5 separate regions of the Mus musculus genome follow, and regions 1, 2, 4 and 5 are each linked to region 3. A link is a loop called in an ENCODE intact Hi-C map of the cell type or tissue named here. Cell type or tissue: heart. All regions are shown on one strand. Each heading gives the region's core, and the rest is flanking DNA. Links, peaks and the distances in the headings are about the cores only. Region 1 overlaps Gm37323 (a long non-coding RNA gene). Region 2 overlaps Gm29874 (a long non-coding RNA gene). Region 3 has its middle 17 kb from the start of Mrpl15. Region 4 overlaps Sox17 (SRY (sex determining region Y)-box 17). Region 5 has its middle 79 kb from the start of Mrpl15.

The links. Peaks named below come from ENCODE experiments on the same cell type or tissue, not always from the same donor. Only the 100,000 strongest peaks of a DNase experiment are listed, where the experiment ranks them.
Region 1: a loop joins it to region 3, with 2.8 times the contacts of the local background. A loop is called at or near these places in 3 of 42 quality-filtered maps.
Region 2: it touches region 3 in a loop (3-fold over the local background); 2 of 42 quality-filtered maps call a loop at or near these places.
Region 4: it touches region 3 in a loop (5-fold over the local background); 13 of 42 quality-filtered maps call a loop at or near these places.
Region 5: it touches region 3 in a loop (5-fold over the local background); 5 of 42 quality-filtered maps call a loop at or near these places.

Annotation. Positions count from the first base shown.
Region 1 is chr1:4,568,404-4,574,806 of GRCm38, reverse strand. All of the region lies in intron 2 of Gm37323 (a long non-coding RNA gene), which reads left to right. Among named protein-coding and RNA genes, the nearest start is that of Gm39586, 23 kb to the left of the region's middle. In heart, for the core only: a CTCF peak has its summit at 3,071; a DNase peak (open chromatin) is centred at 3,026; H3K4me3 peaks cover 1,135 bases; H3K27ac peaks cover 1,078 bases.
Region 2 is chr1:4,614,065-4,620,467 of GRCm38, reverse strand. It overlaps Gm29874 (a long non-coding RNA gene), which reads right to left. Exons shown (of 5, transcript XR_001778816.2): 3 at 5,329-5,452; 4 at 3,463-3,918; 5 at 2,663-2,947. Among named protein-coding and RNA genes, the nearest start is that of Gm37323, 8.3 kb to the right of the region's middle. In heart, for the core only: no CTCF peak of the experiment used is centred there; a DNase peak (open chromatin) is centred at 2,767.
Region 3 is chr1:4,765,057-4,771,459 of GRCm38, reverse strand. It overlaps the pseudogene Gm6123. Among named protein-coding and RNA genes, the nearest start is that of Mrpl15, 17 kb to the left of the region's middle. In heart, for the core only: CTCF peaks have their summits at 1,398 (motif pointing left) and 2,902 (motif pointing right); no DNase peak of the experiment used is centred there.
Region 4 is chr1:4,488,656-4,495,058 of GRCm38, reverse strand. It overlaps Sox17 (SRY (sex determining region Y)-box 17), which reads left to right. Exons shown (of 5, transcript NM_011441.5): 3 at 1,196-1,287; 4 at 1,593-1,959; 5 at 2,391-4,131. The coding sequence starts at 1,653. The coding sequence ends at 3,343. Among named protein-coding and RNA genes, the nearest start is that of Sox17, 5.5 kb to the left of the region's middle. In heart, for the core only: a CTCF peak has its summit at 2,956; DNase peaks (open chromatin) are centred at 1,448, 2,688 and 2,878; H3K4me3 peaks cover 2,426 bases; H3K27ac peaks cover 1,614 bases; H3K27me3 peaks cover 3,592 bases.
Region 5 is chr1:4,703,035-4,709,437 of GRCm38, reverse strand. No RefSeq gene overlaps it. Among named protein-coding and RNA genes, the nearest start is that of Mrpl15, 79 kb to the left of the region's middle. In heart, for the core only: no CTCF peak of the experiment used is centred there; a DNase peak (open chromatin) is centred at 2,987.

The DNA.
Region 1 (6,403 bases), core at 940-5,939, 200 kb after region 3:
TGTTCTATATTCTATTCTATATTCTATATTCTATGTTCTATGCTCTATGTTCTATGCTCTGTATTCTATATTCTCTTCTATATTCTATATTCTGTATGCTATATTTTATATAATAATCACATGTTATCTTATATCATACAATGTAATGTATATTATATATTAATGTTAATATATAATGTATTAAATTAGTTTAAAATATATTTAACGAAACATTTCTTGTAATAACTGTCTAGGAGTTGGTTAGAGTCCAGAGCTGGAGAAGATGTGTGCACATAGCGATCATGAAAGACTGGTATTTTGATCCCATTTAATAAAAGCAGAAATCAAAGTCAGCAAGGGTCAGGACCCTCATGTCAGGTATCTTTCAATGCTCTGATCTCTGCTCCTCCTCACACTTGCCACACAAAAAGCAACTTGTGTGCTTCAAGGAGTAAATGCAGGCTTGGGAACTAGAAGCCACCACAGGCAGGTGGGCAGGGAGAAGGCCCGGCCTGAGAAAGTTGACAAGGAAGTTCCTACTCCCTGGCCCTGGGAGCACATTCCACATCCATTGTTCTGCCTTTATTACACAGCTCACTGTCTATCATAAATGGAAGTGAAATTGGTCTGGAGTGGCTTCCTTTTCCCACAGTCTTCTTGGCTGTGGACTGATGGATGACTTTTAACTACAATATCCTTACAGATATGAAAATTAAGCTGATCTGTCTACTTACCGTTCAAAACTGGTGTTTTAAATTTCTATTCTAAGTTGAGAGATAAAAGATTTGTCATTGTAGACCACTAGGACTTTCTTGCTACATCATCATCAGAGAAATGATACATTCATTTCCCTGGGTCATTCTGCCATGATGTAGGCAGAGGACATCATAGTCTCTGTACTTCAGGAACGCATTTCTGTCTTCCTAGCTAGAAGCTTTTCATTAACTAATCCCAGCTCACTGTATATATGTATATATGTGTATATATATATATATATATATATATATATATATATATATATTCATTGGCACACACAGCGATTGTGTGTGTTTATGGGACTCAGTATTCTCAGTATTAACATTTCAATAGCTGCATACAACCTTCAGTCATCTAGTCAGGGTGACTGGCATACTCACTACTGTGACATTTGCCATTTCTTTGTGTTGAGACCACTCAAAATTCTGTCTTCCTATATTTCACAGTCTATGAAGTAGGGTCTGGGGGAGCTGGCTGAGAGCAGACTATTTTAGGCTGCCCTTCCTTTGCTGCAGTTTTCCTGGGCTTCTAGAATTCCCAGTTCTTTCCCCTTGTTGCCATCTGCACCTGCTGAATAATATATCAACTTTTCTTAAAAAGGAAAATTATTACATAGAGATCATATGCTATTTCATGTGTTGTCTTTATATCTGTAGAACCAGCATGGTGGCTTGTTGATCCTGGGCAGCCTGGTGATACTTTGTATCTGTCATGGCTTTCTGTTAGTGTTCTTTCTGAGACCTTTGATTTCCTTGCATCTTTCTTGTTAGACTCATTCCCTAGGATTTTTTCCATAGGCCCTTTCTGCTAATACTTAAAACATGTTGGTATTGCTTTTTGGACGTTCATTTTAATTATATTTATTTTCCTCATCAAACCTTGAATAAGTACCTTTACCCAATGGATATTTTCCTGTTGTAGAGGAACTGCTTTTAGAAACATCTCAGTAACTCAAAAGGTACCTACTCTGCCCTTTATAGATGAGAAAACTGGATAATGGCTTAGTGGTACAGTGTTTGCTTAGTGTTTCCAAGGCCCTGGGTTCAATCTCCAGCATTTTGAATATAAGGTAATAGACTTTTAGATACCTTTTTTTTTCTATTTGTAAAATTATAACAAACAAAATTAAAACAGGGTACTGGAGAGATGGCTCAGAGGTTAAAAGAACTGGCTGCTCTTCCAAAGGACTCTGGGTTCAATTCCCAGAACCCACATGGCAACTCACAACTGTCTGTAACTCTAGCTCCAGAGGATCCAACACCCTCACACAGACAAAGCAGGCAAAACACCAATGCATATAAAATAGAAATAAATTATTTTAAAAAGAAAGAAACCTGAGGCAGTAAAGTAATTATTTTACCTCCTATATCATGAAATCATTTACTGGCTTCTGAAAGAACCATTTGCTCCTTTTCACTCTGAGGAACTTTCTGAAGGGAAGGAACTTTCTGGTACTCCATCTTATTGGGAATGTTCTACTAGGAGCAGAATTCTTACATTGCTTGTCCATCTGTTGAAGGTTTTAGGAGGAAACTGTCGACATAAATCTGACTTCTGTAGATTTGAGTTATAATCTGGACACGACTAGAAAGGAAATCTTAATAAATATATTAAGTTTTATTTTATATATATGTGAGTGTTTTATTGTGGAAATGTCACCAAGCATTTTGATCCCATTTTCCCAGAGAAACTTGACAGCCTGAAGAATAGGGAAGCGGGAGGAGGGGAGAACAAAAATCAAAGCCCCAGCCTTGAACTCCTTTGTGTTTAGAACAATGTCTAGTTGAAATCAAACAATATTGCTGCTAAATATGTCTAGAATCGTCCTTGGTGAGGGCTCCCGTCATACTTGATGGAAGGCTGCACAGAAGAGGCAGGTGTTGGCAAAGGTGATGAGAGAGCCCAGCGTTGCAGTGCGGGCAGCAGGGCTCAGCAAGATACTGTATCTTTGCAATAACTCTGTCATCGCTCCTGCAGGCCTGCAGCTTTAAAATTCCGCGCCAGCGCTCAGTGAGCTGAGAACAAAAGCCCGGCCAGGCCGGGTGGGCGCAGCTCGTAAAAGAGAAGTCACGAAGTCTGGTGCTGTGGCCAGGTTTCCTGCGGAGGACTAGGCGTGGCCGCGCCTCCGGGAGGGGACAGGAGAGGACGGGAGGGGACGGGAGGGGACGGGAGGGGACGCGCGCCTCCCGGCAGGCTGCATTACTGACTGGCTCGCAGCCAGGGAGCCCGACGCCAGCGCGGCCCGGCGGTGGGAGCGGTCGCCGCGCCGGGACACAATGGCATTATCTCGGGCCAGCCGCGGCTGCAGAAACGCGCGCTTCCTGTCCTTGCCCCGCGGCACAAACTGTCCGCCAGGCGCTCGCCGCCCCGCAGGGCAGAGACGGCTTGTAGCACCTTTTCCCTGGGAACTGCAGACGCTGCAGCGCAGCGGCCCATTGTGCTCACCCCACCCCGGGAAGGAGCACAGTCCCACTCGCTTGTAGAGCTCCCTCGCTCCCAGAGCAGCTGGCGAAGCTTCCTATGGAGAGCTGACTCAAGGGGTTTTAAATACTTAGATACCTTCCTCAGCCTAAGCATCTTGCGTTCTTTTTCCCACTCATAAGGGTTTGTTTGTTTCGGGCAAGGTCTTTCTGTGTTGCTCAAACTGGTCTGGCACTTGTGATCATCTAGCCTGGGCCTTGCTTCTGCAGGAAAAGTGGGCAATGTGACTCACAACACTTACTGTTGGTGCCTAGTGGTCAGCTTTTAGGGTATTTAATTTACAGTGCTTGAGGTGGATCCCAGGGCCTTGCGCCTTCTAGCTCTCCATCACTCCTGGCCACTGACCTTTAGTATATTTGAGTTATTTTCAAATTTATGGAACTGTAAAGCAAAGGTATGGATTAAACTATAAACTTTTAAAAAGCCATTAAGTCCTCTTAGTAGCATTGTGTCAAGGGAAAAAAAAAAAAAACCCAAGAGACTAAGGTGGATTTTTTCTTAATATTAAAAATTATTTGATGTTCTCGGGCTTGGCATATTTTAATTAGGTTATGAGCATTTAGCAGTAACCTTTGCTAGAAAGTTTTGAACTTTGAGCTGCCTGTTCTCAGAAGTCAACAGTTTAATCCAACTGTTACCAGAAAAGCTCTCAAACTTCTGCTTCTGGATCTGCAAGTTATTGGCAGGCTGATGTTGACCGGAACCAGAACTTGGAAGAAGATGATGTTCACTGAAAGAAGTTTGGGACCCTTGGCTGGAGGATGAAACGGAACCCTGTAGGCTGAGATATTTGCTTTGTGCTTCTTGGGATTCCTCTCGGTGCAGTGCAAACCTGATTTTAGATAGAACTGAGGATAACAACTTCTCCCAATACATGGCCTTGACAGTGGTGACACTAGCTGATGGATGCATAGATGACTATGAGGCCTTCCTGGGCAAATGGCAGACCTCAGCTAAAAAACAAACTCAGAGATCCACCTGCCTCTACCCAAGTGCTGGAATGAAAGATACGTGCCGCCACCACCTGGGTATTATTTGTCTAAATCCTCATGTGAACACATTTTAAGTTTTGGACACATACACACACATTCACACACATACAGAGGGTTGACTTATGGGTTACATGGTATTTAATTTTTGAGAACTGTTTTCCAAACAAACAACCTCATTTTCAAGTCTCATTTGGATTTATCAACACCCTCACTAGAATTTTTTTTTTTTGCCAGTCATTTTTATTACATTAGGCTCTTGATTTGTTTCTATAACCTGTTTGCAGAATATTTAGCTTCTGAAGTTCCTGTTTCTAGTCTCTGTCCCTGGCGTTCACAAGGTACTAATAACCCAATTCCTCCAACACATTCTCTTACATCCCACACAATTCCTTGAAGATCACACTTGCAGAATGGGAAAAAGCATTTGAAAACAAATTCATTCAAACAGGAGGTGATATCCAGAACACAAAAGAACTGAAGAAAGCAACAGCGAAGAGAACTAATAATAAGAAAATTAAGGATTAAAGTGGGCAACAAATGATGAAGAAATATATGAGAAATGCCCAATTCACTAATCAAGGGGATGCATATCCAAACTCACAATAGAGACCATCTCTACTAGATCTGTATTAGAACTAAACTAAAAAGCCAAAAAGAAATGTTTGCTGGTGAGGATGAAGAACTCCTACTTTCCTGGTGTAAGTTACTGTAGTCACTAAGGAAAATAGTACAGAAAGTATTCAAAAACAAACAAACAATACCAGAAAACAAACAACAACACAAACACCCCAAACTAAAATTGACGCACTATATGATCCACCAATGCCACACCATTGTGAAATCCTTAAAGATATGAAATCAACATATCAAAGATCTAGCTTGCAATATACATGGGCTAGAGCAGAAGTTTGTTTGATATGCTATATGAAATACTATTTATAATAGAAAGATGTGCCACTTACTTTTTATGTAGTACTTGGTACCGAACCAAGGGCCCTGTGCTTGCTAAGCACATACTAGGTGTATGGCCAAGATACAGAACCCATTGAATTGTCTGTAGATGGATTTTTTAATATATTTTTATTAGGTATTTTCCTCATTTACATTTCCAATGCTATCCCAAAAGTCCCCCATACCCCCCACACACTCCCCTACCCACCCACTCCCACTTTTTGGCCCTGGCGTTCCCCTGTACTGGGGCATGTAAAGTTTGCATGTCCAATGGGCCTCTCTTTTCAGTGATGGCCAACTAGGCCATCTTTTGATCTGTAGATGGATTTTTAAAATGTAGTATTGCAGAGTGGAATAATTTCAGCCCACAAAGAGTTACTATGTCATTTGTCGCTAACATGGATAAGAGTGATAATGTTAAGCAAAACAAGCCAGACATAGATGCTACATTTAATTTGTTTTCTCCCCCTTTCCCCTCTTCCCTTTTGCTCTGGCCCCACTCGCTCTGGCCCGCTACGTTTTACTTATCTGGGAAATATAAAAACATTGAACTCATAGAACAAGTGAGCAGAATATTAGTTACCAGGGGCCAGTGAGGGAATGAGGGAGAAGGTGCTTAATGGGTACAATGTCAGCCACAGCCCAAGAGGAGGCAATGCTCATGCTATTTTACGCGGGACTTATCACCGTTGGGAACATGGTGTCACTTTATGTCCACAAAGCCTGCAGGAAAGATTCCAAATGTTCTTATCACAAAAAACATGCTAAATGTTTGAGAGACATGTAAGTAACTAAAGAGGTGATTATAATGTAATGTGTTAGTGCACTAAAACATTGCCTATAAAATGCTCTATTATCTACTTAATAAAATTATTTTTGAAAAAGTAATGCTTTCTGTACTATATGATAATGGATATATAGTGATATAAAGCTTACAGAATTTCTCTTTTATGACAAATAGAAATTAAGACCACTGAAATGTTTTTGCCTGACATTTTTAGCAGAATTGAATTATCAAATTGCCTGCTCTTTAGAATCTCATTAGAACTATAAAATGAACCTAGCTAGGTGTGGAGGTGCACACTTTAATTCCAGCACTAAGGGGACAGAGGAAGGCACACTGGTGTAAATTAAAAACCAGCCCGAGTTTCAGGACAGTTAGAACTATGTAGACAGACTCTGTCTCAAAACACAAAAGAAAACAAGATTACACTTAACCTAATATTTTCTGGTGTGTAAGAAAG
Region 2 (6,403 bases), core at 442-5,441, 150 kb after region 3:
AAGAGCTGAAGTGAATGTATCTCCAGTGCTCAAGGAGACAAAAAGTTTAAAGAAAGGCTTGATGCTTTATGGAATAAAGGGAGTGGCGACCTCTGGGCAAGACCCACCCAGCTAAGCTTCCAACTTGTAAAAGGGAATTACAGAAAAGCTTAAACAGTAGAGGATTCCATAGAAAATAGGAAGCTGGTGACAACATAACTTAAATGAGATGGGCCAATTTCCAGCCCCAGAAAACAACAGAACTTGATAACACCAGCCCCATGATTTTGACTTTAGCGTCAAGGATAAAAGAAAGGGTGTTGGAATCTCCTTCCATGGCTAAGAAAAGATGCTGAGACCAGGCATGTGTCATGGGTGTCCCTAAATGGAGGCCTAGAATGGCCTTTTGGTGAAGTTGTAAAGGTGAAGCCTAGATTGTCTTAGAGACCCCAAGATGTTGAAGATGCCAGAGTCATGGGATACCTGCCAAGGAGAGCTGTTAACAGGAAGTAGAAACAGCCCAAGAAAGAGAGAGATTATTAGATAGATAGATAGGTAGATAGATAGATAGATAGATAGATAGATGGATGGATGGATGGATGGATGGATGGATGGATGGATGGATGGAGATGGTGGTGGTGGTACAGTCAGCAAAGCTGGAAGAAGGTGGAGATCTGAAGAGCTCGTTGATATCAGACATGAAGATACAGAATTTGGAGTTTGCCCAGCTGGGTTTCGGTCTTGCTTTGGTCCAGGATTTCCTTACTATGCTCCCGTTCCTTGCTTCTGGAATGGTAAAGTATATCCTGTGCCATCACATATTGGAAGTATCTGATATGCTTTTTCATTTTGATTTTCCAGGGGGTTACAGTTAAGAAATTGCCTTGAATCTCAGACAAGACTTTGAATTTTGGACTTTTAAACACTGTTGAGACTATGATAGACTATGGTAACTTTTGAAGTTGGACTGAATGTATTTTTGCTTTATTCTATAGCTACAAGGCTATGGAGCTAGGGAGTGAGTTGTGGTGATCTGAATAAGAATGAACCCAATAGATTTATCTGTATGATGGATTGGTCACCAGGAAATAGTGCTACTTGACAGGAACTAGTAGCCATGGCCTTGTTTGAGGAAGTGTGCCACTGGGAATAGGCTTTGAGATTTCAAAATCCCAAGCCAGACCACCCACCCCTCTCTCTTCCTGCTGCCAATGAATATAGAAGTAGAATACTCATCTACTTCTCCAGTACCATGTCTGCCTGTGTGTCAGCATTCTCCCCACCATGACGACAATGGGTCTAAACCTCTGAAACTGTAAGCAGAACCCAACTAAATGTTTTCTTGTATAAAAGTTGCCATAGTCAAGGTGTCTCCAGGCCTACATGGCTACACACTGAGAATTTGTCTCAAACAGACACACAAACAACCCTTCCCAAGCCTAGCTAATTACTAACCTTTCTCATTGCTCATTCAGAGTTTGTGATGATGTCTAATGGGCCTGCTTTAAATAACATGGACTACACATAGCAGGTTCTATCTATTCTTGCATAGAAATAACAACTTCTAGGAGAGAGTATGTTCCTCTTTAGATGTAAAGTTAGGATACTTTTTTTAAAGGGAAGATTAATGGCAGTTGAGGTTCAATTAATATAATCCATGGCTCACAAGTCCTGTTTTGATTACTGAACAATCAACTATTCTAACCTATCAGTTCTTAGATTTTTAGAAAAATTCAAAACAAACAAACAAACTATGTCTGAGAGTTGAAAGGATTGAGGGGATAGAATCTATTGTCAACTCACAGAAACAGGGCAACCAATTCCTAATTTAGCTAAGTAAGATATTTTTAGACCAAAGTCCACTTACTAACAGTAACACTGGATCAAAAAAACATGGATCAATGAAGACAGTGTGACTATATTTAGTCTAATGCAGGGAGACATCTCCATCAATTGATAAAGATCCTCATGACAATAATAGTTTAAAAATTGTAAAAGACAAAAAGAATTTTGCTCTTAGATGTGGTAGAGCATTAATCTAATAAGAATGTGGTCCTGGGTTTCAGCACTGCAAAACCAAACAAAAACAAAATGGTAAAATGAAGAAAATTATGTAGAATATATGTTCAAAGGATGCTGTTCCTGGGCATGTTAAGAAAATAATAATGGATGCTTGCCAACTGGGTGGGGAAAAGACTAGCTCTTGACTCGGCATTCTTTCATGTATTTTGCAGTTTGTATCATATATATGCTTAAATATATACTTAAATATATATACTTAAAAATTAGCATTATGGAAAAATTGTTCTCATGGCTTTTTAAAAAATTGTCTTGAATCAATAAAAATTTTGTCTTGGGGCTGCAACAAGGCTGCAAATTGGGTCTTGAGAAACCTTATATTCACCTATCTCCCAAGCACAGTGCAGTCAATAGGCTGGTTGGCAGGAGAGAGAGAGAGGGATATTTCAGTCACTCCTAAGAAGATGACACTATGGAAACTATCCCCTTTTAAGAGTGAGTAGCTATTTTTAAGACTGATGAGATATGCTTTCCCAGGGATTCACCTCTTTCCTTGATCTTTGTCCTTGTTTATATACAAGAAAAGGCTCATAGAAGGAAAGTGAGCCTCACCACACTTTCCCTCCCAGGGGCTTTGTGATGATAGTATGTGCCAGAAGCCGAGTTTATTAATACACACCACGCATTGTGTTTATTTCTGTTCTGTACAGATTTTGCCAGATTATGGCCTGTCTATGGCTGATAGTGGCTGTGTTTGTGTGTGAGCACGGGTCGTCTGATAACGATTTGGCGTATCATGAGATTGAGCCATGTTTAAATTGGGTGTAAGCCAGAAGTGCCTGACTTGCAGAGTGTTCGTACAAGGTCTGGACAACAAAGGAAAGTTCCGGGTATCTTAGAAGAGGTCACGGATTACAACAGTCTCCCATCACTCTGGGCTTGTTCCTTCCTGCAAAGACACAATTAAAATGATGTCGTACAGTAGAAAATTTTCATTATTGAGGAAGGACATGGTTTTCCTCTAGAGGTAAGTCAGTTTAAAAGTTCTCTGATTTTGGGAAAGAAAAAAAACCTATTATTTTCAGAAATAGTATACACTCAACGAATAGTATGAGAGTTGATAGTTTAGCACATTCATCCTTGCCAGGCCACTACTTATCCACTGGCTCATCTGAAGCCTCATGGGTGGACTGAGAGCATCCTGGCTTCTCTGCCACTCACTTCTGCATTAGGAGTGCACAGGAAGTATTTTGTAAATTTTTACTGAGTAATTGAATGTTGCAAATAAACACCAGTCATGAACATTAGCTAAAACCTAAAAATTGACTTAGAATTATTCTATATCTTTGTATCTTTGTAATCAATGATTTATCACACTATAATCAGATCTATCCCTGAATTTGTCTGGAAAGTGTAAAAGCAACACTGTTTGATGCTAAAGCTCAGGGAAAATGTAACTCTTACCATGACCAGTTTTGTGCTCTAGGGAAAATATCTCAATTTTAAGATGATGATTATTGATGTCTGGTCTTCATTTTTCCTCAATATTATAGTGTGTGGTCTTACTGTAACTCACATGAATCTTAAGAAAATGTGCAAATGAATTCAGTTCTCTTCCGTGAAGTTGGGGTAATTTTAGTAATCCATTGCCCTATGAGATGCAGGGCCATTCTGTTTCCTCTGCAGTCTGTTTTTTCTTCCTTTCTTTCAAAATAACTTGCCATCTTTCCAAGATAAACATTGAGGGGAAATACATGAGTGGGTATGTAATCACCCAGCCATTTGGAGCAGCATGCCTCTAGAAGGTAGCAGAAATCAAGTACTCATGAGGACTGTGTTTTGGCTTTATAGGACTTCTTATTATTCCGGACTCCTCTTTATAGAATTCCAAAAACCAAATGTCACTCATTGAAAAGTTGCCTGAAATCAAAGTATATGTTAGAATGTAAAAATAATCTTAGATTTCTAAAGTCATAGTTTTGAATAAACTTCATGAAAATGATTTTACAGATTTTTAATCCTCTTGAATGTCAGTGTTGTGTTTTATAAACTGCTGAAGGTGGTGTGGAGGAAGGGAGCACGTGGGTGGGCCCAGGCCAAGGCATTCCCTCTGAGGAACCAGCTGCAGAACACGCTTAGTATAAAGGAGAGTTTACTGGGACCTATAGAAGAGGGTAGAGGCAGAAGAGGGGGCGGGGGAGAAGGACAGAAAGGGAGGGAAAGAGAAAGAGGGTCTCTTAGTCTGTGCTCTGATTGAGACATCGTAGAGTCTCACGCCAACGAGGGGCTGTAGTTCTGTGGGTGAAAACCTAACTACAGGGTCTATGTCTGTCCTCATTCAAAATGGTTCTGTGTAAAGCGGAGGCCTCTTCTTGTGGGGCTGGGGTTTGGCATGGACAAGACATGGGATAGGAAGGAAAAATATTCTCTGGCTGGGGTGTCATAATTCCACAACACATTCTTTTCTCCAAATAGCTTTCCTTCTCACTGTGTTCTGACAGGAGCAGGGGCACAAAAGCATCCCAGCTCATAAATGGGAAATAGAACGGCAGCCCACACCCATGTATTCTTTGCACATGCACTATTTCTAGGACAGTTCTGGGCATTTCTGTCTGATGGTTGGGTATTTGGCTTACAGATCACCTTGCTAGGCATGAGTTGCTGCCCTTTGGGACATTGGGCTCAATTTTTGGGAAATGGGCTCATGTGCACTGAGTAGAAATACGGTCGTGGGTTATGATCTAAGCTCTTAGGGATAAAGAGAGACAGCACCAAATGATATATCCACATTCACCCAGGGAAGAGTGTGGCATTAGGCAGGCCAAATGCCAGCTCTCCATAGAAGTGGAGATTGGCACTGACGGAGTTAATCCTTTCTCCTTACCACTCCTACAGGGACAAATGGGCCAAGAAGGAGCCTGCTGGATTAGAAGTGGTAGGTTCCTATTAACCTTGCTGCTCCAGGCTGCTCACACTCCAGGCTGCTCACACCTCATTGAACCCAAGATACTATCTGTAAAGCACTCACAATAGGGTGCCACACAATCTGCACTTAGCAAAGTTCACTCTGCATTCTCAGACTTGTGTCACTACTTGTATGAGGGTGTGAGAGCACTGAGCAACTAAGGTAATGAATGGAGAGGTAGAGGAAAGTGGACTTCTGGTGATAAATATAATTGTATATAATATTTGTCTCTCAAGCATTTTCTTTAGTCTTACAATAATTTTATGAGGAAAGTCAGCAAACTGATAGGGCCACAGCGTGGAACAGCTTCCAAAAAGCAACACTAGACTTCCCAAGACTCAGCAGTCACAAAGAAGGAAACTCACCTTCGGCATAGGCGTACCTGTATGCCGCTGCTTCCTGTCGCACTGCTCAGGAGAGCTACGTTATGCTATGCTATGACATTAGCCCATTGGTCATCAACACATCAAGAAAATGTTCAGTAGATTCCTGTTCAGACAAAGAAAAAAAAAAATGGGGCTGGAGATGACCAAGCTTAGAGAAATAACTCAGTCTCACGAAGAAAGTATCCCAGTTATTTTCCTTTCATGTGGAATTTAAGGGGTGAATAAAGGACACAAAATAAAAATAGGTGGGGGATACTGGGGATGTAGCAAACCCAGGACAGGAGAAGAAAGAATAGTGGGTGTGTATTACCAAAATTCATTACATGAATGTGTAGGGGTGCTAAGATGAAACCCATTATGTTAATAAAACATAAATATTCTATTGGGTGGGGGAGAAATATTTAAAAATATATTTACTCAAATTTTTAATGTAAACTACGAGAGTCACCTAAAAAAATCACAGCATTTGGGAGATTAATGCAGAGGGAAATGAGAGATTGAGGCTAGTCTGGGATACACAGTGAGACAGTATGGAAAGAAAGAGAGAAAGAAAAAAAGAGGAAAAAGTCAGGCAAAAATCTCTTGTAAGATCAACACAGTCTGCTGCTTTTCTGGGCGAAGAGGCTGCTGAAGTTTGAAAGCCCAGCAAAGGCTGGGCTGGGAGGCAGTGAAAGTCTAATGTCACTGAGTCCTGAAGCAGTACAGGATGGTTTCACCAGCCGAAGAGGAGCTGAAAAGGGAAGATAGAGTGGGAAAAAAGAAAAACCAGCAGAGGCTGGGAAAGAGTTGGAAACATGGTAGAACCCAGAGAAAGGGGAGGAACACAGCCGGAGACAGCCAATGAAAGCCAGTTGCGCTTGACTTGCTGTAGCGGCTTCCTGAAGGGCTGTGGGAGAGTGGGTGAGGAGGGGTGCTTACCTTCGTTAAGACTTGAGCATGCTGATCGCCAGTTCAAACTTGTTTTCCTGGAGAGGCGTTACCTGGGTCCTGATAAGAGTTAAGATCTAGGCCTCTTTGACAAAGGTACTAACAGTACAAAATGAACATCAAGTAC
Region 3 (6,403 bases), core at 414-5,413:
TGAAGGTCATAAATTCACAGATGGGCCGCAACCCAGCCACAGGCTGCACCAACAGCAATTCCAGCAAAGCCCATCTCTGAGATGGGGGTGTCGATGATCCTCTTGTCACCGTATTTCTTCCACAGGCCTCTGCTAACCTTGTATGCACCGTCATACTGGGCAACTTCTTCCCCAAGCAGAAAAACTTTTTCATCTCTTTCTAGTTCTTCATCCGTACCTTGATTATTAGCTTCACGAACTGTCAACTGCACCGCTGCGGGCGCCGAGCGGTGAAAACGCCTGGAAACCTGCCGCAAGGGTCCCCGCACCAGACCAGCCACCACCGCCATCTTGCCCGTGTCCTCTACTAGCTGCCCGAAAACTAATTTTAAATAATGGATTTTATATTTCTAAGCTGGCAACTATACATACACACACACACACACACACACACACACACACACACACACACACACAGACAGACACACAGAGGAACTTAAAAGGGTTGTCAAGGGATTTTGTTTAAGGCCAGGGTTAGGGCTGCTGAAGGATACGTAACAGGACTGTGTAGTCATCCTGTTGGCTTGATGCTCTTGCTTCCACATCCTGGCAAAGTTAAAGTACAGACTGGATTCAGAAGTGATTATACTTCAAGATTAGAATGAGAAAGCCAGGGAGCTATGCATGTGTTCTTCTCGGAAGGAAAATCCACCCTGAATCCAAAAGTCCAATGTAGAATGTGGCTGGTTTGCTGAGGAGAGGAACCCAGGCAGGACTGGTGTTGGCGAGTTGGCCCAGTCAGCTCTTTGCATCTGTTTATAGGGTTTTCTGCATCTTCCAAGCCCCCATTCAGAATGCAGATTGAAGCTTCAACCCAGCCAGCCCAGCCAGCCCAGCCTGTCCAGTGAGCTATGACCCATGGCAGTGGTGGAGACCTTAGTTCTAGTGTCACACTGGTTAGAATGTTCAAGGACATAAGTGATTCTAATGGCGGTTCCTCACTGCTTGTCATTTGTACATTTGTGTCATTGTCCTCGCCCCCAACCTCCCTTGCCATGGCCTGTGAGCCAACTGCTGAGACAAGCTGTTACACTCTGAGCCTTTCTGGGCAGGGTCGGAATCTCACTGTGCTAGTTTTGTAGAACTTGACTGTCACAAATTTCTGGGCTCTTGAGTGGGCTGTCTCCTTTTCCTCTCGTTTGTTGGTGGGCTTGTGGCTACCTGCATGGAGTAGCTACTGAGAATGAAACGTTGCCTTCTGCTTAGACAAACTCTGGCAAGCGGCCAGCAGGAGTTACCTTTGAAATACTTTCAAGTGAAAAGTTCTAAAAGAAGTAACGTTTGAGATGCTCAAAGGTGAAGAATTGGAGTCTCCCAAAAACGAAATCGGCATTTCAAATTGGCAAGACTGCCCCCTGGTGGCCAAATGCAAGCATTGGGAAATTCCAGGTTTGATTAATAATATTAAGTATTCATGAGTTTCTACAATCGACAGTTCTCAAGGGCACACACACAGGCACAATGCTAGACACATTGAAATTAGAAAGGCAGTTGCCTCAGAGGTTCAGACACTAGGATAACCAAACCACTGAAATACAATGGACAGAATCTGAAGTAAGTTTCAAAGGGATTGATTAGAACCTAGGTCTGGTGGAACAAACCCAAGTTCTGTAATAGATGGTGACCACAAAAACAAAAAAAACAAACAAACAAACAAAAAAAACAAAAAACAAAAAAACAAAAAAACAAAAAAAAACCGAAGGAAAGACAGCCAAATCTCAAGTTGTAGCAGCTGCTTTCACACCGAATTTCTTCAATCCCCCCAAAACTTTGTTTCAGATGTTGATCTCAAGTTTCCTAGGGGGATATTATGGTATCCTAACTGTGTTAAGGATACACAGCTGACAAGCTCTTACTTTTTGGTATATTATACACAGAGTGAAGTTGCTGAGAGTGTACAGTCACAAGCCAGTGTTGAACATGGGAGCAAAGTGGATTAAGGAAGGAGTTTTGAAGGGCTTGGTCCTTGGTGCATAAACCAAGTTAGCCAGGAATTCTTGTGAGCTTCAGTTATCTTGCCAGCAAAATTGTGTGGATAACAGTACTTCTTATGGTTGATGGCCAGCACGGAAGAAGGGATATATGGACCGATGTGCTAGTGAAAGGGATCGCCATTAAGCACAGGATTTTTTTTTTTTTTTTTTAGAAAAATACTACATACTCTAAGTTAGACTTGAACTTGATTCTGTTTCTAGAGGGCTAGGATTGCAAACATGCGTCACTAAGCCTGGTTGACATTCATCCTTGAACTATACAGGGTCGATGGCATGGCTCAGTGCCTAAAGCTCTTTTCCAGGCAAGCCTATTGATCTGAGTTCACTTCCTGGAACCCATGGCGAAGGTGGAAGCAGAGGCCAACTCCACATGGCCTCCACGTGTGTACCAAGGCAATTCTCCAACATCATGGCCACACATAATAACACATTAAAAAAGAGTTAAAGGGAGATATTCTGGGAAGAAAGCCTTCCTCCTTTAGGTAGCCGAATTGCAGCGGAGATAATGCTCTGGCTACTGGAGTCTCCCTGGGAACTAATAGAGCTGGAGGTGAGCTGCAGCACCCACTTGGCTGTTTTCATTTCTGGATAGTTCAGTGAACTCTCCAGACCAAAAGAGTCTTTATAATTTGATTTATGCCAGCCACTAAGAGGCAAAATAGAATTCAGAAATTTTACCTGAGAGTAAAAACAGCCCTGAGAGGCTGTTTCAAAAGTAGGGCAGGAATCTTGGCATGGTGTCTCTCTCCTTTAATCACAACATTTGGGAAGCACAGGCAACTGGTTCTCTAATTTCAGGGTCAGCGTGGTCTTTGTAAGTGAAATGGGACACGAAATCAAGTTAACATTTCTGCAGTGCCGTGTGTGACCACTAGGTGACACTGTTTCCTAAAATTTCTTAGGCTGTTTCCACTGCTGTAATTTTTGTTTTTGTTTTTGTTTTTTGAGACAAGATTTCTTATTGTAACAGGACTGTCTTGGAACTCACTCTGTTGACCACGCTGGCCTTGAACTCAGGAATCTGCCTGCCTCTGCCTCCTAACTGCTGGGATCAAAGTTGCATACTACCACACCCAGCCTGTAATTTTTTTTTTTTTTTGTAAATAACCTTCTTAAATTGACAAATCATTTTGCTTTTTAAAGAAGGAGATTAGAAGATTAAAAATGTGACATATAATATGTAAATTCTGCTCTATACAATATTATGGAGAAAAAGGTTTTAAAATATCACCATTAAAATAAAAAAAAAATTAAAACAAACAACACAAAACAAACAAAAGCCCAGAAACAATAGATTACAAGTTCAGGTAAATATTTGGAAATAATATCGCTCACTTTATATCATCGGTCAGGATGAAGCCACAATAAGAATTAGTAAGTCGTACTGAAGAATACTTGCTTTAAACTGTGTGTGTGACTGACTTCAGGAAACACACTCATTAAAGAGATGTGAAAAATACAAGAAAGATGGCATCATTTTTTAATGATATAAATAAACTGCGGAACCTTTAGCCTATTAAACATCATCAAAGACATCCAGTCAAGGTCACTGATAAAAATGAACTTCCTGCTTCTTTCCTTTAGAATAAACAGATCTATAAATTGAGACTTGAGGCCTACAGCTACAGGGAGCGCCCAGCAATAGCCACAACATGACAGCAGCAGTGGCAAGCACCTCCAGTCTTGCTCCTGTGCCTCGGGCCAAGCACAGATGTCCTGGCTCCTCACCCTCTTGTAAGCTTGCAGAAATGAGATGGCAGATACTCAGCCGCTCCAGGTTTTAATGGCTGTTTTCTGAACTTGGGTCAAGCACAGATGTCCTTATTTCTACCACCCAGCTGATCAGCCTGTTGATACATCTTGTGGTTTTAAGGCTTACTATCTTCAGGAGTGGACTTGTGGGAAGCATGGCGACCGTGTGCACGAGCACCAGAGGAAGCAGAACTAGGATGCGCTGTCAGGGCTGGGCTAAAGAGGCACTTAGAAACTGTTATAGGCCGGGCAGTGGTGGCGCACGCCTTTAATCCCAGCACTTGTGAGGCAGAGGCAGGCGGATTTCTGAGTTCGAGGCCAGCCTGGTCTACAGAGTGAGTTCCAGGACAGCCAGGGCTATACAGAGAAACCCTGTCTCGAAAAAACAAAACAAAACAAAATAACAACAACAAAAAGGAAACTGTTATAGATCCAGATGTGGATTCCTAGAAGGAACAGCTCCCACAGCAGCTGTGTAGCCCAGGCTCGTTCTGAGGACTTCATTGATCTGTTGCAAAACAAATGTTCTACTTTCAAAAACTAGAAGAAAAAAAGTGAGAGAAATATCAAACTTTATCAAATGTGGATGGAAGGTGAGGAGAACCGCAGTGTTTGGGTTAAAAACATCGGATTCAAGAAGGCATCCAAAACAGTATGTAAAGGTTACAGTCTGGCGACAGCTCTCAACAGTAGCGTGGCCTGCTGCTGCCTGCTGCTGCCGTCTGCTGCCTTGTGTAGGATGGGGAGAGCGTGTTCTGCTCTTTGTTCTACTTCCCGTTCAGGGGAGGAACTCTTTCCCACCTCCTGCCTGGCTCTCTCAGGGTGAGAAACATATAGTAGTATCAAGATCATAATTAGAACGCAGTGTCCCAAATCCTATTATAACACAAAAGAAAACCAACAGGGCTGTTTCTGGCTCCTCAGTACAGTGTGTAATAACCACACTAGCTTGTTAGAGGCGGGGAAAGTGAAGAAAGACAAAGGTTATTCAGCCGTTCTCACTGAACCGTAAGGAATGTGTCCTGTGTGTGGTAACTTGCTGAGTAGCTCTGGGTCTCAGCTCTGTGTCACTGGACATCATGGACACTCACCAAGAGATCTCACTATCAAGAGCAGGTCTTACAGCTCTTTTTTTTTTTTTTTTTTTTTTTGGTTTTTCGAGACAGGGTTTCTCTGTGTAGCCCTGGTTGTCCTGGAACTCACTTTGTAGACCAGGCTGGCCTCGAACTCAGAAATCTGCCTGCCTCTGCCTCCCGAGTGCTGGGATTAAAGGCGTGCGCCACCATGCCCGGCTGATCTTATAGCTCTTACGCAGAGCCAATGCAAGGTCCAATGCAAGGTCCACTCTTCTTGGCCTTCCCAAGATAATTTTGTGAGTGAACTCACAGATCAACCCACTCTACAAAACTAAGCATCAAAGCCTCAATATTTTAAAGTACTCAACTCCTACAGGCAAAAACCAAAAATAAGCTGGAGAGATGGCTCTGTGATTAAGAGCACTTACTGCTCTTCCAGAGGTCCTCAGTTCAATGCCCAGCATATCAGGTGGCTCAGAACCCCCTGTCACTCCCTCTCAAGACGATGTGCCACCCACTTGTGGCCTCATAGGCACTGATTACACACGCACACTCACATGCTTGCACATACATTTCAGAGAAAGCTGGGAGTGGCTGTACATGTTTAATCCAGCACTAGCACTCGGGAGGCAGAGGGAGGTCCATCTCTGTGAGTTTGAGACAACCTGGTCTACATAGTGAGATCTGGGAAAGCCAGAGCTGCATAGTGCAACTGTCTCAAAAAGTTTTTTTTCTTTTCTTTTCTTTTCTTTTCTTTTCTTTTCTTTTCTTTTCTTTTCTTTTCTTTCCTTTCCTTTCCTTTCCTTTCCTTTCCTTTCCTTTCCTTTCCTTTCCTTTTCTTTCTCTTTTTCCTTCTCTTCTCTTCTCTTCTCTTCTCTTCTCTTCTCTTCTCTTCTCTTCTCTTCTCTTCTCCTCTCCTCTCCTCTCCTCTCCTCCCCTCCCCTCCCCTCCCCTCCCCTCCCCTCCCCTCCCCTCCCCTCCCCTCCTTTTCTTTTCTTTTCTTTTCTTTTCTTTTCTTTTCTTTTCTTTCTCTTTTTAAAGAAAACCAAAAAAACTTTTTTTAATGACTGCCAATATTCGAGGCCTAGACCTAATTTCATCGTCTGATCTTTAAATGTCCTTGGTCCCACCACAGGCTTCTGGGTGCTGTGTAGAGCACCTGCCCATCACTGACTTTTCCCTGAGGAGATCTTGTAATGAGCTCCAGTTGGGAGATGACCACTTGTCAGGGGTGTGAGGACTTAGCTGTCTTTTTGTTCACATAAGAGGACACCCACAAATATTTGCTCCTTCTGGGTGAAAACAAAACTAGAAAACCCCAAAGGACCATTTGGAATGGGTGTGGCTGTGTTCTCAAGGCTCCTCCCACTGGGAAGGGCATGGCTGTGTTCTCAAGGCTCTTTCTGGGCTGGAGAGGTGGCTCAGCAGGTAAGAGCACTGACTGTTCTTCCAAAGGTCCTGAGTTCAAATCCCAGCAACCACATGGTAGCTCACAACCACCTGTAATGAGATCTGACACCCACTTCTGGTGCGTCAGCTACA
Region 4 (6,403 bases), core at 925-5,924, 280 kb after region 3:
CTTCCTTCCTTCCTTCCTTCCTTCCTTCCTTCCTTCCTTCCTCCCTCTCTCCCTCCCTCCCTTCCTTCCTTTCTTCCTTTCTTCCTCTCCTTCAAGACAGGGTTGCATGTAGCCCAGGCTGGCCTCTAATTCCATATGTAGCTAAGGACAATCATGAACGTATTTTTCTGCCCCCCACATCTCAAGTGCTGGAATTATAGAATTACAGGCACTAGGCATCTCATAGACTGTCTTTCGGAATTGTACTAGATGAACATTCAAACTGAGCTCGATCACCATTCCTTTGAGTTTTCCTACCTTAAAACTACGCAAGGATGACCGTTGGATCTGGTAGAGAACAACACAAACATGCAAACAAACTCAAATGTAACACAGAGCTTTTGGAGCTCCTTGTCTGAAGGAGGGCTGCTAAGTGTGTGTAACACTCTCCCAGTGTCTGCCTTAACAGGTGATGAGTCTCCCTTTCCTCTCCTAGAATCTATAATGCTGCCCTTGAAAAAGACTACGTCTAGAACTAAATGAGTTTGCTAATATTTGGAGGGTGCTGAGTGGTTGCTGGGATAAGCATTGTAGGAAGGCATGTTTTGAAGCCCGTGGGAAAGTACTTTCAGGTTTAAAATAAATTTAAGGGTGGTCAGCTTTTCATTCCAGTCTTAAGAAAACGTTGTAACCGTCTGTCAGGCTAACAGTCTTACACGCTACGGATTTGCTGCTTAAATGGACTGATCCTTTTCCTCCGAGGAACAGCACAGTGCTGCTGTCTTTGCACTTTATTTTACATTTTAATCTCGTGGTGTTTGCGATGGAATCATGGCCTTGCAAGTCTTTAGAAATAAAACCAGATCTTGCCTCTTTTGCCGAACACACAAAAGGAGCTTTTGTTTTATATTTTTATGTTTCACACTGAAATTCCTCAGGGTTGACTTGAGCTCTTATTGAGCAGTGATATATTAGTGATATAGCATTTTATGTTAAACTTTGTTTTATTACAACTTGCTATTTACCTTGGATATTTTTATTATAATATAAGCATGATGGATGAGTTCTTGGGAGAAGAACAGGATTTTTTTTCTCTGAAAAATCATGCTAAGTTAATTACCTTCGGTAATATTTTTTTAAAAGAATGGAATAAATACCTATACCTAGTATGTTGATGTGAACAACCTTGGACTTGTTCTTCAATCTTCCGTTACAGTGAGCAGCACCTCCAGACATCTGAATTTCAGCCTTCCTATTTCCCCAAGAGGTCTTGGCGCCAGCGCCCGGCTCCAGCCAGTTTTCCCCAAGGCAGGTGTAGCCAGAACACTGCCGGGGGAGGGGAAAGGGGCGGGTGTGGGACTTGGGACTCGGACCACTGGCTGGGCGGGGGCCTAAGGACTAGGGTCCGGTCCGCCCCCGCCTCGCCATTGGCCGCGTCCATAAAGAAAAGGGCCCCGCGGCCCGGGGGGACACCCGCAGTGTCACTGGGTAGATCTCCAGCGCGGATTAGGCGAAGGGTTAGGTCTACCAGGAGAGCAGCGGGAGGGTAGCACCCGCTCAGCTTTACGAGTTCCTCTGGGCATCTCCAGGCTAGCTTCCGATCCCTGCCTCAGGGTCGGGGGAAGCGGCGTGTCCCGTGGCCATAGCAGAGCTCGGGGTCGGTCTGGAGAGCCATGAGCAGCCCGGATGCGGGATACGCCAGTGACGACCAGAGCCAGCCCCGGAGCGCGCAGCCCGCGGTGATGGCAGGGTTGGGCCCCTGTCCCTGGGCCGAGTCCCTGAGCCCCCTCGGGGATGTAAAGGTGAAAGGCGAGGTGGTGGCGAGTAGCGGGGCGCCAGCCGGGACGTCGGGCCGAGCCAAAGCGGAGTCTCGCATCCGGCGGCCGATGAACGCCTTTATGGTGTGGGCCAAAGACGAACGCAAGCGGTTGGCACAGCAGAACCCAGATCTGCACAACGCAGAGCTAAGCAAGATGCTAGGTGAGTCGGACCAGGGGGATACAGGGCACCGGCGCACTCCAGAGAATCTCCTTGAGCCACTTCCTTGAGCCAAGAGGTGTGCTGTAGACTCAATCCCTTCTTCCAGCTCCCTCTCTCGCCAAAGTAACACTTTGGTCTTTGGGCCATAGGAGCGAATGTAAGGGTTTCTCAGTATTTCAGAGAGGTAACCCGCACAGCCCTGGCTCGACCCCTTCCCAGATCAGGGGACTTTGGCAGTTTTTCGAGTTAAGGGGAGAAAGGTAAGGGAGGAAGCCCCTTCTAGGCGTCCTGTAAGGACGCGATCTAACACTTTCATCCGAATAGGACCGGGCTTCTCACCTGCTCGCTCAGTGAGAGGTTGCACCAGAGAGGGGTCAGGGTGCCGGAGCTCACTCGGGTAACCCTGCGCGCCTCTCCACCTTTCCCTGCAGGCAAGTCTTGGAAGGCGTTGACCTTGGCAGAGAAGCGGCCCTTCGTGGAAGAGGCCGAGCGGCTGCGCGTGCAGCATATGCAGGACCACCCCAACTACAAGTACCGGCCGCGGCGGCGCAAGCAGGTGAAGCGCATGAAGCGGGTGGAGGGAGGCTTCCTGCACGCTCTCGTCGAGCCCCAGGCCGGCGCGCTTGGTCCCGAGGGCGGCCGCGTGGCCATGGATGGCCTGGGTCTGCCTTTCCCGGAGCCGGGCTATCCGGCCGGTCCTCCGCTGATGTCTCCGCACATGGGCCCCCACTATCGGGACTGCCAGGGACTGGGCGCTCCCGCGCTCGACGGCTACCCTCTGCCCACTCCGGACACATCCCCGCTGGATGGCGTGGAGCAGGACCCGGCTTTCTTTGCAGCCCCGCTGCCAGGGGACTGCCCGGCGGCCGGCACCTACACTTACGCTCCAGTCTCGGACTATGCAGTGTCCGTAGAGCCGCCCGCTGGCCCCATGCGAGTGGGGCCGGACCCCTCGGGCCCTGCGATGCCGGGGATCCTGGCGCCCCCCAGCGCTCTGCACCTGTACTACGGCGCGATGGGCTCGCCCGCCGCAAGTGCGGGGCGCGGTTTCCACGCGCAACCCCAGCAGCCGCTGCAACCGCAGGCACCGCCGCCGCCACCGCAGCAGCAGCACCCAGCGCACGGCCCCGGGCAACCTTCGCCCCCTCCCGAGGCTCTGCCCTGCCGGGATGGCACGGAATCCAACCAGCCCACTGAGCTCCTAGGGGAGGTGGACCGCACGGAATTCGAACAGTATCTGCCCTTTGTGTATAAGCCCGAGATGGGTCTTCCCTACCAGGGACACGACTGCGGAGTGAACCTCTCAGACAGCCACGGAGCCATTTCCTCCGTGGTGTCCGACGCTAGCTCAGCGGTCTACTATTGCAACTACCCCGACATTTGACGGTTGCCGACCCGACCTGAGGGCCAGAAGCAGTGTTACACACTTCCTGGAAGCGCTAAGGAAATCCTTAGCGTCAAGCTGTTTTGTTTTTAAGTTGCCTTGGCATATAATTTATGGTAATTTATTTTGTCTGCCACTTGAACAGTTGAGGGGCTACACGAGATTTTTGTTTTAAATGCCTTGAGGGACTTGCTCCCCACAATCACTGTCCAGTTTTAGCCAGTTTTAAAATATCTCACTGACTTATTCCATTTCTTGAAAGTGTATTGATCTAGAGAAATTTTGTCATGCGTGTTTTCTCAATCTTAAATAAATCCTGGAATCTTTTTAAAATCTCTCGCATCGATTTTTATCAAATTAAAGATCAACAGTAAGTATTATACAATTAGAAGTGTATACTTAATTGTAAAATTTTCATTTTTCTTACAATGGTAAGAAAATGCATCTAAGAAACCCTAAACACAAACAGCGGGGTGTTCAAATGTGATATAATTGTTCTGAGAAAAATTCTCAAAAGATGAACTTGTTATGTACATTCCAAATATTGGTTTCTAAAAATGATACTGTAAATGTTTTTAATTCTGTACACTTTAATGAGGCTGTTCAAAAATTTCGGATTTTCAGTCATCTCGACACCTGCCAAAAGAGCTTTTCAGATATAACTCTTTCCTGTTTGTCTTTTCTTCCAAAAGTCTTGATCCCACTTCCCACAAAATTTGCCTTTAATTCCTACAATTTTAGAGTCAGAGAAACTAATCAAAATAAAGTTTGTGTTGTGACTGTTAGTGAACTTTAGTATGTAATTTCAACCGTGCATCTTGCTATAGCTAGATTGTGTCCCTTCATTTTACAGTTTTCAGGCTCAAGATTCTCCTAGAGTGATTTGTGTGTGGTGTGCTTTACGCAGGTGAAGACACAAACCAGCATCCGTCCTATTGTGAAGAAACAGGTACAAGACTAGCCCCTGCAAATGCTGTGCTGAGTGCTGCGGTCCACATGGCCATCATAGGAACTGCTGGTTTGTGGGCTTTTCCTGTGCCAGGTGTTTCCTTAGTGTCATTCTGCACAGCTTCGGTCTGAGCAAGCCTGCCTCCCAGTTGAGCGCTATTCTCTCATTTTCCAGTCCCCATACAGGCTGGGGACTGAAGCCACAGCTTCATCAAGGGAGACAAGAGAACCACCTTTGAGCTGCAAACCCAGTCCAGATGCTAACTCCTAATGTATTTACAGAGTCTCTTTGTGTAGGGGGCATAGGTGGGCACTAGAATTCACATTCTGGTCAACATGTAAGGTATTTAGATGATGGAAAACTTGAAGGCGATGGATTTGAAGGGTTCCATGGAAATGTCAGTGTAACATTTTAAAGGGGGGATTCCTGATTACTAGGCACAGAAGGGTAGACATTTTCAGTGACAAAAGGTTGAGCCTACTTTGTTGGAAATTTCTAGTGACTATAATCATTTTAAAATTTCTATTTAAAAATTTAAAGTTCATCCCAGGGAGTTTATCTAACCTATTTCCTTTTCCTTTCTCCCTCCTAGTCCCTGACACTAGGCAGGAAAACCAGAGTCTCTACAACCTGTCTCATTTTATTATTACTTTTTGTTGTTGTTGTTGTTGTTGTTTTCTAGCTGTCCTGGAACTCACTTTGTAGACCAGGCTGGCTTCAAACCCACAGAGATCTGCATACCTCTGCCTCCTAAGTACTGTGACTAAAGGCATGTACCAAGACATCAGGCTTCCAGGCTGATGTTTATTTAGTGCTCTTCCCTGCTCTACACTGTTTCTTTCATCCCAGAGAGGTTGTTCTGCTTGAGCATAAGTTCATTTACAGGGATTTCCAAGACGTTCTCAGTAGACTATGTAATGAGCAGAGGATTTGTCCAGGCTCACCTTCAAGGCCACATGGCTAGTTGAAATTTCTCTAGACATTTTATTGTGTGAATCCAAAGAAACAACTGCTGGAAATTTAACTCTTAAAATAAAGAAGGTAAGTAGGGAAAGGGGAAAGAGAGAAAGAATCTCTAATACTTATGGCAAAGTCCAAAATCAGATTACATTACATTTTTTTTTTTTTAGAGTGAGCAATTTTTATTGAAACCCTCAAAGATTAAAGAGGACCAAAAGATGAGTTCGGTACCATAACAAAAAAAATCTCACCTACATTACATTTTTAACCACTCCTAAGGTGTGAATAGGAAGACAAGACAGCTAAAATTATTGAGGCAATGTTACTATACAGATGGAGGTCTCTTCATCCTCACAGACAACTCTTGTAGGTAGAGACTTTGGGCTAGTTCCTTTCCTCAAGCACTCAGGTAAAGTGATCAAAGAATCTGCTAATGGTTGTTTTGTCCTTTGATATCATCTCATTTTTCTTTCACCCTTGTATGGAGAAAAAACAGCCAATAAAGGACACCATGCTCCCTACTGCGTCTTTCTGAGATCCTTTAGAAATAGATATGAGCATCTAGGGCAGGTTTCTGTTGGGTTCTAAGCAGCTTTGTATGTTTGCATATTTGCCTTCTCCTTATGATTGGCTGAGAAAAACAGGAATTCTTCTACAGGAATCCTAGTAACACACATACAAAGCACACACTCTTTAATTCTGGCATTATGTGACTCTTTCCAGCTATCCTCGGGTTACAGAAGCCTCGGTGTTGGTCAGCAAATAACACAGACAGTTCAAGCATCCAAAACATGACAGGCATCAGATATTTGAAATCAAAGAACTATTTCTTCGAGGAATTCTTTGTTATGAGTCACATGATTCACATGATTTAACTAACAGATACTATTCTCTTGAATTTAAAGGGAGCCTATAATGTATGGTGAGATGAAGATGTAAAATTTTCTTGGTGCCACTGTGATAATGATTGCTAGATTTCAAGACTGATCCTAGAGAAGGCAGTGGATCGTTCCTTTCCATGTTTTAATCTGAGCGCGATTTGCTGCTCTAACTCATTCAAAGGTGATAGGAAGGGAAACATGGCATCCCTGGGCTTTCTTGTATTGTGGACAATTGTGTAAAAAGCCCAATCTTACCATTTAACCAACCCC
Region 5 (6,403 bases), core at 925-5,924, 63 kb after region 3:
GCTGTCTCTTGTGAGATTATGCTGGGGCCTAGCAAACACAGAAGTGGATGCTCACAGTCAGCTATTGGATGGATCACAGGGCCCCCAATGGAGGAGCTAGAGAAAGTACCCAAGGAGCTAAAGGGATCTGCAACCCTATAGGTGGAACAACATTATGAATTAACCAGTACCCCGGAGCTCTTGACTCTAGCTGCATATGTATCAAAATATGGCCTGGTCGGCCATCACTGTAAAGAGAGGCCCATTGGACACACAAACTTTGTATGCCCCAGTACAGGGGAATGCCAGTCCCCCCAAAAAAATGGGAATGGGTGGGTAGGGAAGTTGGGGGGAGGGTATGGGGGACTTTTGGGATAGCATTGGAAATGTAATTGAGGAAAATACGTAATAAAAAATATTAAAAATTAAAAAAAAAAGAATTGGGAACAAAACACCCATGGAAGGAGTTACAGAGACAAAGTTTGGAGCTGAGACAAAAGGATGGACCATCTTGAGACTGCCTCACCCGGGGATCCATCCCATAATCAGCCTCCAAATGCTGACACCATTGCATACACCCGCAAGATTTTGCTGAAAGGACCCTGATATAGCTGTCTCTTCTGAGGCTATGCCGGTGCCTGGCAAACACAGAAGTGGATGCTCACAGTCAGCTATTTGGATGGAACAGAGGGCCCCCAATGGAGGAGCTAGAGAAAGTACCCAAGGAGCTGAAGGGGTCTGCAACCCCATAATCGGAACAACAGTATGAAATAACCAGACCCTCCAGAGCTTATGTCTCTAGCTGCATATGTAGCAGAAGATGGCCTAGTTGGCCATCATTGGGAAGAGAGGCCCCTTGGTCTTGCAAGCTTTATATACCTCAGTACAGGGGAAAGCCAGGGCCAACAAGTGGGTGTGGGTGTGTAGGGGATTGGAAGGGGAGGGTATGGGGGACTTTTGGGATAGCATTTGAAATGTAAATGAAGAAAATACCTAATAACAAATAGATATTTAAAAATGTGATGTTAGATACTAGATTCTGTAGCCAAAAGTATGAAACATATCAAAGATGATTTGTAGATGATATCACCCCAGATCAGTGGTTCCCAATCTGTGTGTCACAAGTTCTTTGCAAACTTCTCTCTCCAAAAAATATTCATATTACAATTCATAATGGTAGCAAAATTACAGTTAGGAAGTAACAACATAAATTTTTTTATTCTTGGGGGTTGCCACAACATGAGAAACTGTACTAAGGGGTCACATAGTTAGGAAGGTTGAGAGCCACTGCCCTAGATAATCCTATTTTTGAGGACTTACTCTCAGTGTTCTATTATCTTCTCTATGAGCCTCTTATTAGTGATAGTGTGGATGTTCTCAGTGTTGGAGTGTTGGAAATGAGGTTTCTGATGTTCAGCAGTATAAGGCTCCATTCTATTGGAGGAGCTGTATTGACCCAGGCACCTCCTATCAGGCTATGTATCACCCAATGGCTGATGGCCTCCTCTGATACAAGCCAAAGGCACAAATGACAGGACCATGTGCTTTTGGGAAATTGGAAAGCAAATTTGAGTAGGAATAAGAAGAAATGAATAAAACTCCAGTTATTTCAAGAGACCAGCCTATCTCCTAGTAAGCTTAGATAATGATGAAAGGTTGCAGCTCTCAGAGTAACCCACAGTCCACGTTGGGGATGAGGGGTGAGTGTGTATGTAGATTTTCTATTTTCTCTAAGAGCAGAAGTCATAAGCAACAATCAGTGCAATTAAGTTAAAATGTACAATAAAAATAAAGTAAGGGGAAGAGGGGAAAGCCCAGGCAATGAAATTTGAAACATTCCTGAATTATTTACTGGCTAAGGTTAAAAATTTTAAAGTCTGATTTACAAACAGTAAATGGAGACAGGCATGGTGGCATATGTCTTTCAAGCTTGTACTCAGGAGGAAAAGGCAGATAGATCTGTGAATTTGAGGCCAGCCAGAGTAAGTTCCATGACAGCCAGAGCTACACAGAGAAACCGTGTCTTGAAAACAAACAAAATTGTAAATCAACAGTGCATGTTTCACATATGCCCATTTAATCACGGCAAGTCTGAGAGAAAAAAATTTTTTTTTTTTTGTTGTTGTTACATTTAAGTACATATGTGTGTGTGCCCATGTCTCAACCTCTCTTCTTTTCAAGGTATCAGTCATGTTGGGTTTAATCCCACATGATCTCATCTCAACCTGATCACACCTGCAGAGAATCCATTCCTAAAACAGTCCTGCCCATCAACTCTATGCAGATTTAAAACTTTTGCAGATTTTTCAGGAATGTGATAGTTTTAACATTTTCCACACATAGGGTTATGTAGAAGGACAAACGATGCAACTATACTATAATCTCTAAAATAAAAAGATCACTTAATAAAAAAAGGGGGGCGGGGGAAACCCTGGCTTGTAAACTAGGCATGATATTGCATGCCTATAATACTGTAAGCCTTCTTTCAGGAGGCCAGATTGTGAGTTCCAGGTCAGGTTGGGCTACTTAAGACCTGTCTGGAGAAAAAAAGTTGAGCTAGATGTTGTCATTACTCTCTGCCATGGAAACACTTACATTCATTTAGGATAGCAAGCTAATGGATATTAGCAACTGTTTCAAATGCACCGCCAAGGCAGTGCCTGCCTTGGAGTCTGTTTTAAGCTATGATAGTTTAGTGATACAAACCAACTTGGCCAGTAGGTCTATTTATTTATTTATTTATTTATTTTTAAGTAAAAGCCAGAGAAAGGAGCCAGCTAAGTTCAAGGCTGTTCAGATTGTATCATTTTCTGGAACCCATCTTTATTGTTTGGGGTGAGAAGTTGAAGGTTTATTTTTATGTGGCTCTGTTTTTAGCTGCTTACCAGTGCTGAGGCTTGTGGTGGAAGCCCCTTTGTGTGACACATCCCCTGCTTCATTTGTCCCTGGAGCATACCATGTGCCAAGTCATCACTTGTCCCCGGCTAGTTGGCTTGTGTGACAGAGGAAACATCTTGATAACTCACTGAGACGGTTTATGTCAGAGAGAGTCACAGGTTCTCGGACCTCACGGCATCCTTAGGGGTAAGGGAGGAGCCAAGGCCTTCTAACTTGCTTGGCCAGGACTGTTGCTCATCACACCTGATTACACAACTGTGTCATTCAGCTGCCATTTTCTCAGACTTTTATGCAGTGGTATTTGGTAATGACGTCAATTCTTTTCCTGTCTGACCCCTAAGATTACAGTGACTCAGTGCTGGCTAGTCAACCTTAAAGATTAAATCGAGGACATTGGCTTAATGATTTTAGCAGTAAGTGTAAAGGATTTCTCGAGTATGGGGATCATACTACAAAATAGAGCTGAAAATTTTGTTTTATCTTAAAGAGAAATTAGTACAGCTGAAAACAAATCTTAGGATTGTATTTTCCTTCCTTCTTTCCTTCTTTCTTTCCTTCCTTTTGACAAAGCCTTGCTATGTATAGTTCCAACTCTTTCTTTTAACTTTTTTTTAAAAAATTTACTTATTTTAAACTCCAGATTTTATTCCCCTCCTGGTTCACCCTCCGACTGTTCCACATCCCAAATCCCCCCCCTGCCCCCATCTCCACGCAGATGTCCCACCCCCTACTCACACCCCACCAGACCTGGGGCCTCCAGTCTCTTGAGGGCTAGGTGCATCTTCTCTGACTAAACCTAGACCTGGCAGTCCTCTACCCTATATGTTTTGGAGGCCTCATATCAGCTGGTGTATGCTGCCTGGTTGGTGTTCCAGTATGGAAATCTCTGGGGTCCAGATTAATTGAGACTGCAGGTCCTCCCACAGTGTCACCCTCCATCTCAGCTTCTTCCAGCTTTTCCCTAATTCAACCAGAGGGGTCAGCAACTTCTGTCCATTGGTTGAGTACAAATACCTGCATCTGATTCTTTCAGCTGCTTGTTGGGTCTTTCGGAGGGCAGTCACAATAGGCCCCTTTTGATGAGCGCTTCATAGGCTCCGTAATAGTGTCAGGTCTTGGGGCTTCCCCTTGAGATGGATCCCACTTCAGGCCTGTCATTGGACCTTCTTTTCCTCAGGCTCCTCTCCATTTTCATTCCTGAAGTTCTTTCAGACAGGAACAACTATGGGTCAGAGTTTTGACTGTGGGGTGGCAACCCCATCCCTCACTTGATACCCTGTCTTTCTGCTGGAGGTGGGCTCTACAAGTTCCCTCTCCCCAATGTAGGACACTTCATCCAAGGTCCCTCCCTTTGAGTCCTAAGAGTCTCACCTTTCAGGACTCTGGTACATTCTGGAGGGTCTCCTCAACCTCCTTCCTCCCAAGGTTGCATATTTCCATTCTTTCTTCTGGTCCTCAGGGATTTCAGTCCTTTACCCCCACTCAATACACTATCGTGTTCCCCTCTCTTGCTGGCTTAGAATTTGCTATGTAAAACCAGGTTGACATTGAACTTGTGTTTCTCTTGTCTCTGTCTCCTGAGTGCTGAGATGATAGACATATATCAGCAAGTCCAGTTCGAAGATTGTATTTCTGAAAAACAAAAAACAAAAAACAAAAAAATCACAAATTCAAGGCCATACTTGCTCCATGAGACTTTTGTCTGAAAAAGAAAGAAAGAGCAAAATGAGGCTGAATGTGGTGGCATACATCTTTAGTCCTAGCTCTCACGAGTCAGAGACAAGAAGAGTTTAAGGCCATCCTGACCTACATATCCAATTCAGGGCCATACAAGGCTACATGGTGAGACTCTATCGAGGGAAGGGTGGTGGAGGAGTGGGATTTATATAGAAACTTCTCTAAGAATACAAAAAAGTCAAAAAGCAAGTGAGAAAACATTCAATTTTATTAATGAGAGTAAAAAGCCGTAGTGAACCATCACCTCCAAACAATTTGAGTGGCCAGTACCTAAAACCAACCAACCAACCAACCAACCAACCAACCAACTAACCAACCATATCTGAAAATGGGAAAGAAGTCTTGCCTATGGAATCCCAATGATGCAAATGTGGTGGTCAACATGCTAAAAATGGAAAAATCTTGTTTACTGACCAACTATAACTCAATTGAACTCTGCATCTGGGGAGGTATTTTACACCCATTTTTGTAGCAAACTACTTGGGATATTCAATAAGTGGGTGGTAGAAACTCAAATGTTTACAGTAGATGAATGAAAGCAAAAATGTAATGCACATGTAGAATGGATATTTAGTTCCAAGAAGGAAAGACATTTGGATGAGGTATGAGGACAGAACCTAAGTGGAACAAGTATGCACAAGAAGATAAACAGTACATGATCACACACACACACACACACACACACACACACACACACACACACACACACTTGTTAAATTCATAAAGACAGAACACAGGATGGTGGACACCAGGATCTGGTGTGATCCTGGGGACCAGGAATGGGAGGAAACATGGAGCGAGTGCAGCGTTTCAGTTTTGCAAGATGATGTTTAGAGGTAAATAGTGCAGTTACTTGTGGGATAATCTGGACACACTTCTTGCTTCTGAGCTTCACATTTAAACATTATGGAGATGGTCCAAAACAACCCAAAAGCATCATTTGTATCTGTGGTCCTTCCTCTCCTGCACTGTAACAAAAAACACCTATCTTTAAAGATGTGAGCAGGAAGAACGCAGTCATAGACACGCAGTAGATGAGTTATGTCAGACTGGCTCTCCATAAGAACATTCCAGTGGATGGAGTGAATGCTGCTTCCTTTTTTTGAGCTGTATACACATCTGAGGTCAGCTCTCAGATGGCCAACTATTCTTAGAAATTACTTTCTGCTTGGGGGAGGTACTTCAGTTAAGGTTTCACTATACACAGACTGAGACTATGTAGGGTACAAAGGTACAGCTGCCTCGCCTTTGTGGGAGACAGCAGAGGATGCTCTCCAGCTTCAGAGACTCATGTGGTCCTGCCAAGGTTTCTATTTCTGTTCCACTGCAGCTCACTTCTTTTTCTGCCTGCCCTGCTATCCTGGTTCCTTACATACATCATCCAGGAAAGACCTCCCCAGTCAGTGCCTGCTCAGAGATCGTCTTCTCCGAGGAACTGGTCTAAGTCAGCATGTCCCTATTTGACTGGGAGTTGTTTTTCTTTCTTAGTGCACCACCAAATGAAAGTATGGCCCACTATTAAAGACATCTTAGCCTCCACAGAGTAGATGAGCATCAGCCAAGTGAAAGAACAGGGGATGGCGGGAAATGCTGGAACAGCTTGGAGTAGTCTGTCTTATGAGGCCTTGCATGTTAATTCTACCTAGTTTTGACTTTGTCTTGCAGAAGCTGAACATAAGCAAATTTGGTTACTGGTAAGAGATGCCATTTGCCTATTTAAAAGTGAGAATGGGTGGGAAAGAACAATCTTTAGACCCTGGGAAACAGAATAAGTCTCTAGAAAGATTCT